Linked DNA regions of Homo sapiens: region 2 is linked to region 1. A link is a contact called in ENCODE Hi-C or POLR2A ChIA-PET data. All regions are on one chromosome and are shown on one strand. The core of a region is the stretch at or near the end of the contact, and the rest is flanking DNA. Distances in the headings are between cores, read along the strand shown.

Region 1 (4,708 bases), core at 1,583-4,082:
TAAACTGGTGAATTAATAAACAAATTGTAGTATATCCATACACTGGAATACCACTCACTGATAAAAATGAATGAATTACTGACACATACAACAACATGGATGAATCTCAAAGGCATTATTTTAAGTGGAAGAAAGCCAGACATAGAAGGATACATAGGGTATGATTTCATTTATAAGACATTTGGGAAAGGTAAAACTATAGGGGAGATTAGTGGTTGTCAGGGCTGATGAAGGAAGAGGAGTTTAACAGCACAGGGGCCTGAGAGAGATTTTTGGGGTGATGAAAATGTTCTGTATTTTGATTGTGGTGTTGGTTATATGATTGCATACATTTGTCAAAACCTATCATACACTTAAAATCTTACACTTAAAATAGTGAAATTCATTTTATATAGTGAATTTTATTTTATATAAATCTTACCCCCCCAAAAAAACTGACTTAAAAGACTTACTTGAAAATCAACAACAAACACAAATAAGTTGATTTAAAAAATGAGCAAAGGACTTGAATAAATGTTTTTCCAAAGAAAATATGTAAATGTCCAATAAGCACATGAAAAGATGCTCCACATCACTAATGATTAGGGAAATGCAAATCAGAATCTCTGTGAGGTATCATCTCACACCCATTAGAGTGCTTACTATAAAACAAACACCAGAGTGCGGTGGCTCACGCCTGTAATCCCAGCACTTTGGGAGGCCTAGGCGGGTGGATCACGAGGTCAGGAGATCGAGACCATCCTGGCTAACACAGTGAAACCCCGTCTCTACTAAAAAACAAAAAATTAGCCAAGCGTGGTGGTGGGAACCTGTAGTCCCAGCTACTCGGGAGGCTGAGGCAGGAGAATGTTGTGAACCCAGGAGGCAGAGGTTGCAGTGAGCCGAGATCACACTACTGCACTCCAGCCTGGGCGACAGAGCGAGACTCCATCTCAAAAACAAACAAACAAACAAAGAAACAAAAAAACCAAACACCAGAAAAATAACAAAGTTGGTGAAGAGGTGGTGAAAATTGGAACCCCTGTGCACTGTTGGTGGGAATGTAAAATGTGCAGCCACTGTGGAAAACAGTATTGGAGTTCCTCAAAAAAATCCATTTCTAGGCATATATCCAAAAGAATTGAAAGCAGTGTCTGGAAGAGATATTTATATGCCCATCCTCATAGCAGCATTATTCACAATAGCCAAAAGGTAGAAAGCAGCCCAAATGGCCATCAATGTATGGCCTCAAGTAATCCTCCTGTTTTAGTCTCCTGAGTAGCTAGGAATATAGGTGCATATCACCAAACCTGGCTAATTTTTAAAATTTTTTTTGTAGAGATGGGGTCTTGCTATGTTGTCCAGGCTGGTCTCAAGTTCCTGGGCTCAAGTGATCCTCCCATTCAGCCTCCTAAACTGTTGGGATTGCAGGCATGCACCACCATGCCCGGCCACAGATGTAATTTGAATTTTATCTCCCTAACTAGTTCTGAAACTCTCTAGGAAAGAGACTCAGGTGTAGACGTACCTCTATGGCATGGGTGAGTTCAGTAAATCTACTTCTGTAGTGTCAGTTGGACTTTCTGTCTCTTGGTTGTCTCCTCCTGGAGAGGGGAAGGGCCAGTGATACAGAGAATCTCAGCATTGTAAAGGACTGTGGTCTCTTACCACTTTTAGAGTCTGACACCTGCTGAGATGCATATTAGCTTCCTAAAGCTGCTGTAACAAAGCATTACAAAATAGTGGCATAAAGCAACAAACATATTGATTCTCTTGCAGTTCTGGAGGTCAGAAGTCTACAGTCAGTTTTACTGGGCTAAAGTCAAGGTGTCAGCAGTGGGATTCTTTCCCGAGGCTCCTGGGGAGAAGCTGTTTCCTTGACCTTTCAAGCTTTCAGAGTCTGCCCACATCCTTTGGCTCACGGCCTCCTTTCCCCATCTTCAAAGTCTCCCATCTTCAAAGTCAGCAGTGTGGCATCTTAAAATGTCCGTCCCTTTGTTCTCCTGCTTCTGTTGTCACATTGTCTTCTGTCTGTTTCCTTTTGTGTTCCTCTTATAAGACCCCTTGTGATATCAGGCCCACCAGGATAATCCAGGCTAATCCCCCCATCTCACGATCCTTAACTTGATTAGATCTGCAAAGTCCCCTTTGCCATAACGGGTAACATTCACAGGTTCCAGGGATTAGGATGTGAACATATTTTGGGCGGCCGGCCGAGGGGGGGCATTCTTCAGCCTACCACAAAGACTACAAAGTCCACGAGGAGAAGCGACACGTCTGCTTGATCACTACTTACCACCAATGGCTTGCACATTGCCTGGCACTTGGTCCATAGACCATATAAAATTAGTCAGACTCATGAAAAGTGTGCACCCCTTTTCCAGAAAAATATTACATTGTTTATAGCATTTTAGAGAGCTCCCAGATTCCCTGAAGCCAGCGCACGGACCCCAGGTTAAAGCATTCCTAACCTAGAATTCTAGAATATCTGACTGCATCTATGAAGGAATAAGGGAAGTGCCGCAGGGCCGCACCAGCTGAATTGCCAAGCAGCCTCGTTTCTTTGCACTCCTGTCGCTTAGGCGCGTTGGCCAGCGGGTGGCGCGCGGGTCCACCTCAACGCCGAGCTTGCCCCACGTCAAGCACCTGCTCAGGGGAAAGGGGCGTGGAGCGGGCTCGGTCACTGCAGTGTCTAAAGAGCTGCTTCCCAGTCTCTGCACGTAAGGAGGAAGGATGCCCCGCTCCAGGCGGCGAGGAAAGGCCCCAGGAGGCTTCGTCTTCTTTGCTGCGCTCTGCTGGAGACGCCGCGGCGCCGGCCCGCTGAGCCCGCAGGAGAGACCCGCGCACCTGGGCGCCCCCGCCGCAGGAGGATCGGAGCTCCTGGCAACGGCAGAAAACACAGAAACCCGAAGGCAAATATTTACGGGCCTGCAGAGGAAGAAACTGAAACCTCTACGCGTGATTTAAAAGGCATGATAACAACTGCTGTTTGGTTTCTGGAACCGGGCTCGTCCAGCTTCTTACAACACCGTCCTTTAGCCCGTAGGCCCGGCTCCCCCGCCGCTGGGGGCAGGGTGTGGACGTTAACCACCTGGGAAGTGACGGGTCGATGACAAGCTTACTTTCTCTGGAGCCATCCTGGGTTCTAGGGACCCTTAAGGCAGAGGGCAGGTAGAAGTTACACCTGGAAGCAGCACCATCAGAGATTGGGAAAGAGAGGAAGCTGCTTTTCCAACTCGGTGTTTAGCAAAGTGGACCCTGTTAAGACAGTAGGCGCCGTTGAGGGGGGAGTAAAACCTAGCCCTTACCCGGCAATGTAAGCTGGATCACCCATGCCCCTGGAATTACGATGGGGCTAACGTCTCCAAAAACCCATCGTAAAGTGGATAGATCGTAAATCGAGCCCTCCTGAGTCACTGACCATCTGTGCAATGCTTCTCAATATCTGGTCCATGGACCAACTGTATCATTTCTTTAAAACGCAGATTACTGGGTCTTATTTCTATCTGCTAAATCCGTTAGACGGGGCTGGAGGTGACTGTGAGTCGGTATTTTTAATCAGCTCACTGAGTGATTCTTCTCCTCTCTGAGTTTGAGAATCACAGCTCCAGCTCTTGGTACTAAAAGCTGTCGGTTCAAATAAAAGAGCCAGCCTCAGAGCACACACCTCTTTTCCAAGATGACTCTCTCTAGTCTCACAAGTCAGAGGGTGCAAATTAGGTCACGTGAGTGTGAATAATCAATATTTTCTGTCTAGGTTGGATATACTGGCTTACACCTGTAATCCCAGTGCTTTGGGAGGCCAAGGCAGGAGGATCACTTGAGGCCAGTAGTTTGAGATATGCCTAGGCAACATAGTGGGGCTCTGTCTCTACAAATTTTAAAGATTAGAAGATCATGGTGGCATGCACCTGTAGTCCCAGCTACTTGGGAGGCCGAGGTGAGAGGATCCCTTGAGCCAGGAGTTCGAGGCTGCAGTGAACTATGACTGTGTCACTGCATACCAGCCTGGGTGAGCATTGTCTCTTAAAAGAAAATCTGTCTATTAGTCCTCACCTGTGAAACTCAGGCCCTCTTAAAAAGGCTCCCTAGATATTTCTGGGGGCCCTGTGGGTTCCTTTCTTCCCACCACCTTCTTAATAACTGCTTTCAGCAAGTTGCATTAAAGAGTAGTCACTGCTGCTGATGCTTCTGGTGCTTCTGTGAGCTCTCCTTCTCCTTCAGGGCTATGCTATGTCCCAGCCCTCCCAAAGTTGCAAAGCCTCAAGGGCTAGACGGAACTCTCTTCCCTTCAGGTCCCACAGTGCCTTGTTCCAAGCAGAATGCTCCTCTTCGCAATGCAGGATCAGGCTTTGTCACCAGGTCCCAGAGGCAGCACTGCTTGGCCTCTCAGTGATCCAGAGTCCTTTGAGGAAAGAGTTTCTTCCAAGATTATTTCCAGTCCTTTTCCAGACCCTTTGGTGTGCTGGTAAATAGCTCTACAAAAAAGAAAAGAAAAAGGAGCCCTGATGTGTAGTGTTTGTCAATTTCTGTGGTGTACATATTCCCATCAGCATATTTCAAGCTGTTGGTACAATGTCACTGAACACAAAGTTGAACAGAGATGCTTATAAACTGCTCTGAGCCGGTACAAGTCAGCTTTAGCATGCTACTACTTGGGGCCTGGCCAGAGACCAGATATTAAGACATCATTCATTCATTCAATAAGTATTTAAGGAGTGCCTGCTGT
Region 2 (4,708 bases), core at 790-3,289, 570 kb after region 1:
ATAAAATAAACCTGATTGGAAAAGGTTACAGAATCACTTGTACAGCATAAAACCACTTTAACTTTTTAATTTAATTTTTGGAATAGGTAACATAGTCCATCCACATGGGCTATCTCAAAAAAAATTAAGAAATATATTTAAAAATCTTCTCCCATACCTCATACCGCCCCTCTTTCCACATCCCACATGCAAAACTGCTATTAGGTTTTGCATGTAAACTTTCAGTTTCTTTATGCATATGCAAAAAAAAATTAATACATAGGCTTATTTTCCCCTTCATTAGCACAAAATACAGCATGCTATATATATTCTTCTGCATCTTGCTTTTTTTTCCACTTCACATGTATTTGAAAACTTTCCATATTAGTACAGAGAGTGCCTTCATTCTCATTTACAACTGCATATGATTCCGTTACAACGATGCACCATACTTATTTAATCACTCCCTGTTAATGAATATGTGAACTATTTCTGGTCTTTTTATTACAAGCAATACTGCAATGAATAACCTTGAACACATGCAGTTTTGAACATGTGTAAACATATACTTATCTATAGATAAATTATAAGAAATGGGATTTCTTTTATAATTTTGTGCATTTGCCATTTGCTTTTTTTTTTTTTTTTTTGAGGCAGTTTCTCACTCTGTTGCCGAGGCTGGAGTGCAGTGGATCAATCATAGGTCATTGCAGGCTCAAACTCCTGGATTCAATCAATCCTCCCACCTCAGCCTCCCAAAAGTACCAGGACTATAGGCATGAGCCACCACACCTAGATTTGTGCATTTGCATTTTTGTTATATGTTGTCAAATTGCCCTCTACAGAGATTATACCAGTTTACTCACCACAATCAAAGTTTAAGTGCGTCTTTCCCTCAGCCGCTTCTATACACTGTTATCAAATCTTGGGTATGGACCGATTTGGCAGATTTTTGAAATGCTATCTCAATGTGAAGGGGGTTTTTTTAGTGAATTTTTTTTTTTTTTTTTTTTTTTAGAGACGGAGTCTCACTGTGTTACCCAGGCTGGCCTCTAACTCCTGGGTTCAAGCCGCCCTCCCACCTCAGCCTCCTAAGTAGCTAGGGCTACAGGAATGCACCACTGCACCCAGCTTCAATGTGGTTTGAATTTTTATTACTCTTTTTTTAATGAATCTTTTCTGATGGTTAATAGCCATTTGTATTTTTTTCTCCGTAAATTAATACTTTAAGCTCTTTCTCATATACGTAAATTTTTAAAACATGCATACTGATTGTTTATAGCCATGAACATGCATAATGAAGGGTGGGAGAGAAACTCTAACCTCAATTGAGAGGCTGCTGCTGGCAAGGATGGCAGGCGGGTGGGACAGGGCAGACAGCAGAGACACAAAGGGATTATCGATGAGGGGGTAACATTTTATTTCTTTAAAAAAAAAGCACATGAAGCAAGAAAGAAAATTGAAAAAAAAAAAAAGGAAGCAAGGGAGGGAAAGAGAAGACAAGCTTTAAAATCAGTAAAGCTGGGCTTGAATCTCAGCCACAACACATGCTCTGTGGCCTTTCAAAGCTCTCATAACCTCTCTCATTCTCAATTTCCGCATCTCTAGGATGTAGAGAATTTAATGACTAAAGATAATCCATGTAAAACCATGATTAGCACATCATTGTTGCTAAACAGTCATATTACATTGTTAATTTGATTATTATTCAAATGTATATGATGCCTCAAGCCAAGAGAAAGGGTCTGGTGGCTTTTCCTGGCTCAACTACCTTTTTCCTGTTAGGTTTCCCCAGGGGGTAGCCTCTTGTTGGTGACATCATGCCAGCGGTTTCACCCTCTCTTGACTATTTTCCAAATGTCCTCCCCAGAGCTGCCCCTGTTGGTGTAACTGGCGTGACTGAGAGAAGCAAGGATGTGCTTGGGGTAGGGCTGGGAGGGGGAGTTTCCTCTGTGTCGCAACCACTGTTTCCAAAAGCTGTGACCTCTGTTAGCTGTGAGATTTTGTCTTCCTGTTGTGGCAACATCTGTAGAACCACATCCATGGTTTACCTGCAGCCTAAAACGCCCTGGCCTCGGAGGAAGCTAACACCTCTTTCTCCTTAGTTTGCATTACCTCAACAAGCAGTAGGCTGCCCCACCACACCCACCACACCCCAAAGCTTCTTGATGCCTTGTTTTTCCAAAGCCTCAGAGACACAGAAAAGTTATTCCTTTGCTGTAAACTCCTTTTATCAGAACAGAAATGATTAGAGCAATGAATTTGGTACACACCTTTTTCCCATCTTTGAATTATTTTCTGAGTTGAAATGGTTTCTATTCTTTTTCATTATTTTGATCCTAAAACATCAGAACACTAGAAAGGAGAGAAGAGACAAAGGAAGAAAAAGAAAAAAAGAGGATTGCCGAGGCAGAAAGAAGAAAAAAAATAGGGTTGAAACAGATGGTGTCCTGCCAGAGTCACCTCTTAGGCCCTGGAGACAAGCTCCAGAAATAATCTAAAGGCCTACGTTGGACACCAGGTCCTTCCTTAGTGGCTGAACCTTTGCTCTCAGAGACCAAATAGCTCTTGTATAGCTAATGCCCAGCTATAAGTGAGAGAATGCTGGGTGAGCTTAAAGGAACACCCCTTCTAATAACATCTGGAAGCTTCACCAAACCAGCAAAGACAATGTCCTTCAATTATAATTGCAGCGATGAACCAATAACCCATCAACCAAATCATGAACATCATGGAGAAAGGAATTACTGTTTTTCACAGAGGTGAAGATCGCTTTATCTTTGGCAGAACTGATCTGAAGGGAAATTGTAAGAGACATGAAATTTAACTTTCCTGGCATTTGTGAATATTTCTTCTTTTAATAACCTGGATTCCATGAAACCAGGAACCTCTTTCTGTAGCATCCCTTGCAGGCCTGCCATCACATTTACTGCCAGTGCCTCACCTCTCTTGCCTTCATCCAAATTTCCCTTTCATTGGCCTAGTTTTCTGGAGCTCTTTGCTGGGAGACAGACAACTGCCTGTTCTGAGAAACCATTCCATTCTAAAGTGATAATGGATGCTGCAATAGGTAGAATAATAACCCCTCCAAATATATCCATGACCTAATCCCCAGAATCTTTGAATATGTTACGACATAGCAAAGGGGACTGTGCAAATGAGATTAAGGTTAAGTACTCTGAGATTATCCCGCATTACCCAGGACAGCCTAATCCAACCACGAGTCCTTAAAAACGGGGTCAGTTTCCTTAAAAATGAGTCAGAGAGGTGAGAGGAAAGAAGAGTTTCTGACTTTGAAGATGGCAGAATTGGGCGTGAGTCAAGGAATTCGGGTGGCCTCTAGAAGCTGGGAATGTCCCTCAGTGATAGCCAGCAAGGAAACAACATCTCAGTCCTACAACCAGAGGAAATGAATTTTGCCAGCGACCTGAATGCGCAAGGAAAGAGATCCTCCCCTAGAGCTTTCAGAAGGCACATACCCCTGCTGACACCTTGATTTTAGCCCAGTGAGACCATGTCAGACCCACAGAACTGTAAGAGAATAACTTTGCATTGTTTAAACTACAATACTTGTGGAAATCTGGGGTGTTTTTTTTTTTTTCTAGCAACAGTGCTAACATGAGACTCAGTCAGTAGGGATTTCAGTTTGTTTTCTAAAGCAACCATTACGGTACAACGTGGGGGAAAAAATGTGTGCATTTTGGAGCAAGCAAGTTGTTTTGCCACAGTTTGTGGTCAGGTGTGTACACATTCATCTGTCCAATAAACATTTATGGAATGCCTACTATGTACTAGGCACATAGCTCCCTACACATATGCTTCCTTTTAGATCATATCTACATAAGTGGATTCAGTCAGCCAGCAAGTCAACAAATGTTCACTGAGCATCTACTATGTACTAGGTACAAGGACAACTCAATTGGGATTCACTGAAAGGTTCTTTAAGCTGTGTGCCTGGGGAGCCTGAGATTCCAAATTATGCAAAGTAAGATTGGAAGCAGACAGCACTGAAGTCTGTTTTCAGAACAGCTATGAGATATTGTCTTCCTTTTATAAATGAGAAAACTCATGCCTAGAGGGATTAATTGACCAAGTCACACCATCAGTAAGTGATGGAGCTGGAATTTTTTAATTAAAAACAAGTAACAGGGCCTGGCGCAGTGGCTCACACCTGTAATCCCAGCATTTTTGGAGGCTTGAGTCCAGGAGTTCAAGACCAGCCTAGGCAACATGGTAAAACCCCGTCTCTATAAAAAGTACAAAAATTAGCTGCGCATAACATAAACGCTTAACACAAAATGTACCATCTTAACCATTAGCCACTTTAAGCATACATTTAAGTAATGTTAAGTACATTCACATTATTGTGCAACCAATCTCCAGAACTCTTTTTATCTGGCAAAACTGAAAGTCTACACTCATTAAACAACAACTACTCATTCCTCCCTCCCCACAGCCCCTTCTAACCACCGTTCTACTTTCAGTCTCTATGAATTTGACTTTTCTAGCTACCTCATATAAGTGAAATCATACAGTATTTGTCTTTTAGTGACTGGCATATTTCACTTAACATGTTCGTGTTGTAGCAGGTCAGAATTTCCCTTGTTTTTAAGCCTGAATAATATTCCATTTTGTGCATATACCACTTTTTTTTTTTTTTTTTTGAGACAGTGTCTCACTCTTTCACCCAGGCTGGAGTGCAATGGCACCATCTTGGCTCACTGCAGCC

The links. A loop is a pair of places that touch in the nucleus more often than their neighbours do. ChIA-PET counts read pairs that join two places held with the same protein, here RNA polymerase II (POLR2A). Pooled maps may share reads with other maps.
Region 2: a loop to region 1 is called in a pooled map, with 4 times the contacts of the local background. The contact joins two enhancer-like sites. A Hi-C loop is called at or near these places in 1 of 168 maps with a recorded cell type or tissue (left ventricle myocardium superior) and 6 of 50 pooled maps. POLR2A ChIA-PET finds 5 or more read pairs at or near these places in 2 of 52 experiments (T-cell and activated CD8-positive, alpha-beta memory T cell).

Annotation. Positions count from the first base shown.
Region 1 is chr5:159,985,420-159,990,127 of GRCh38, reverse strand. It overlaps a transcript of ADRA1B not described here. Among named protein-coding and RNA genes, the nearest start is that of TTC1, 21 kb to the left of the region's middle. Within about 2 kb of position 2,832, at least 5 of the 41 ENCODE cell types and tissues checked have a DNase peak (open chromatin) inside an H3K27ac peak, as active enhancers do.
Region 2 is chr5:159,409,727-159,414,434 of GRCh38, reverse strand. No RefSeq gene overlaps it. Among named protein-coding and RNA genes, the nearest start is that of LINC01845, 54 kb to the left of the region's middle. Within about 2 kb of position 2,039, at least 2 of the 41 ENCODE cell types and tissues checked have a DNase peak (open chromatin) inside an H3K27ac peak, as active enhancers do.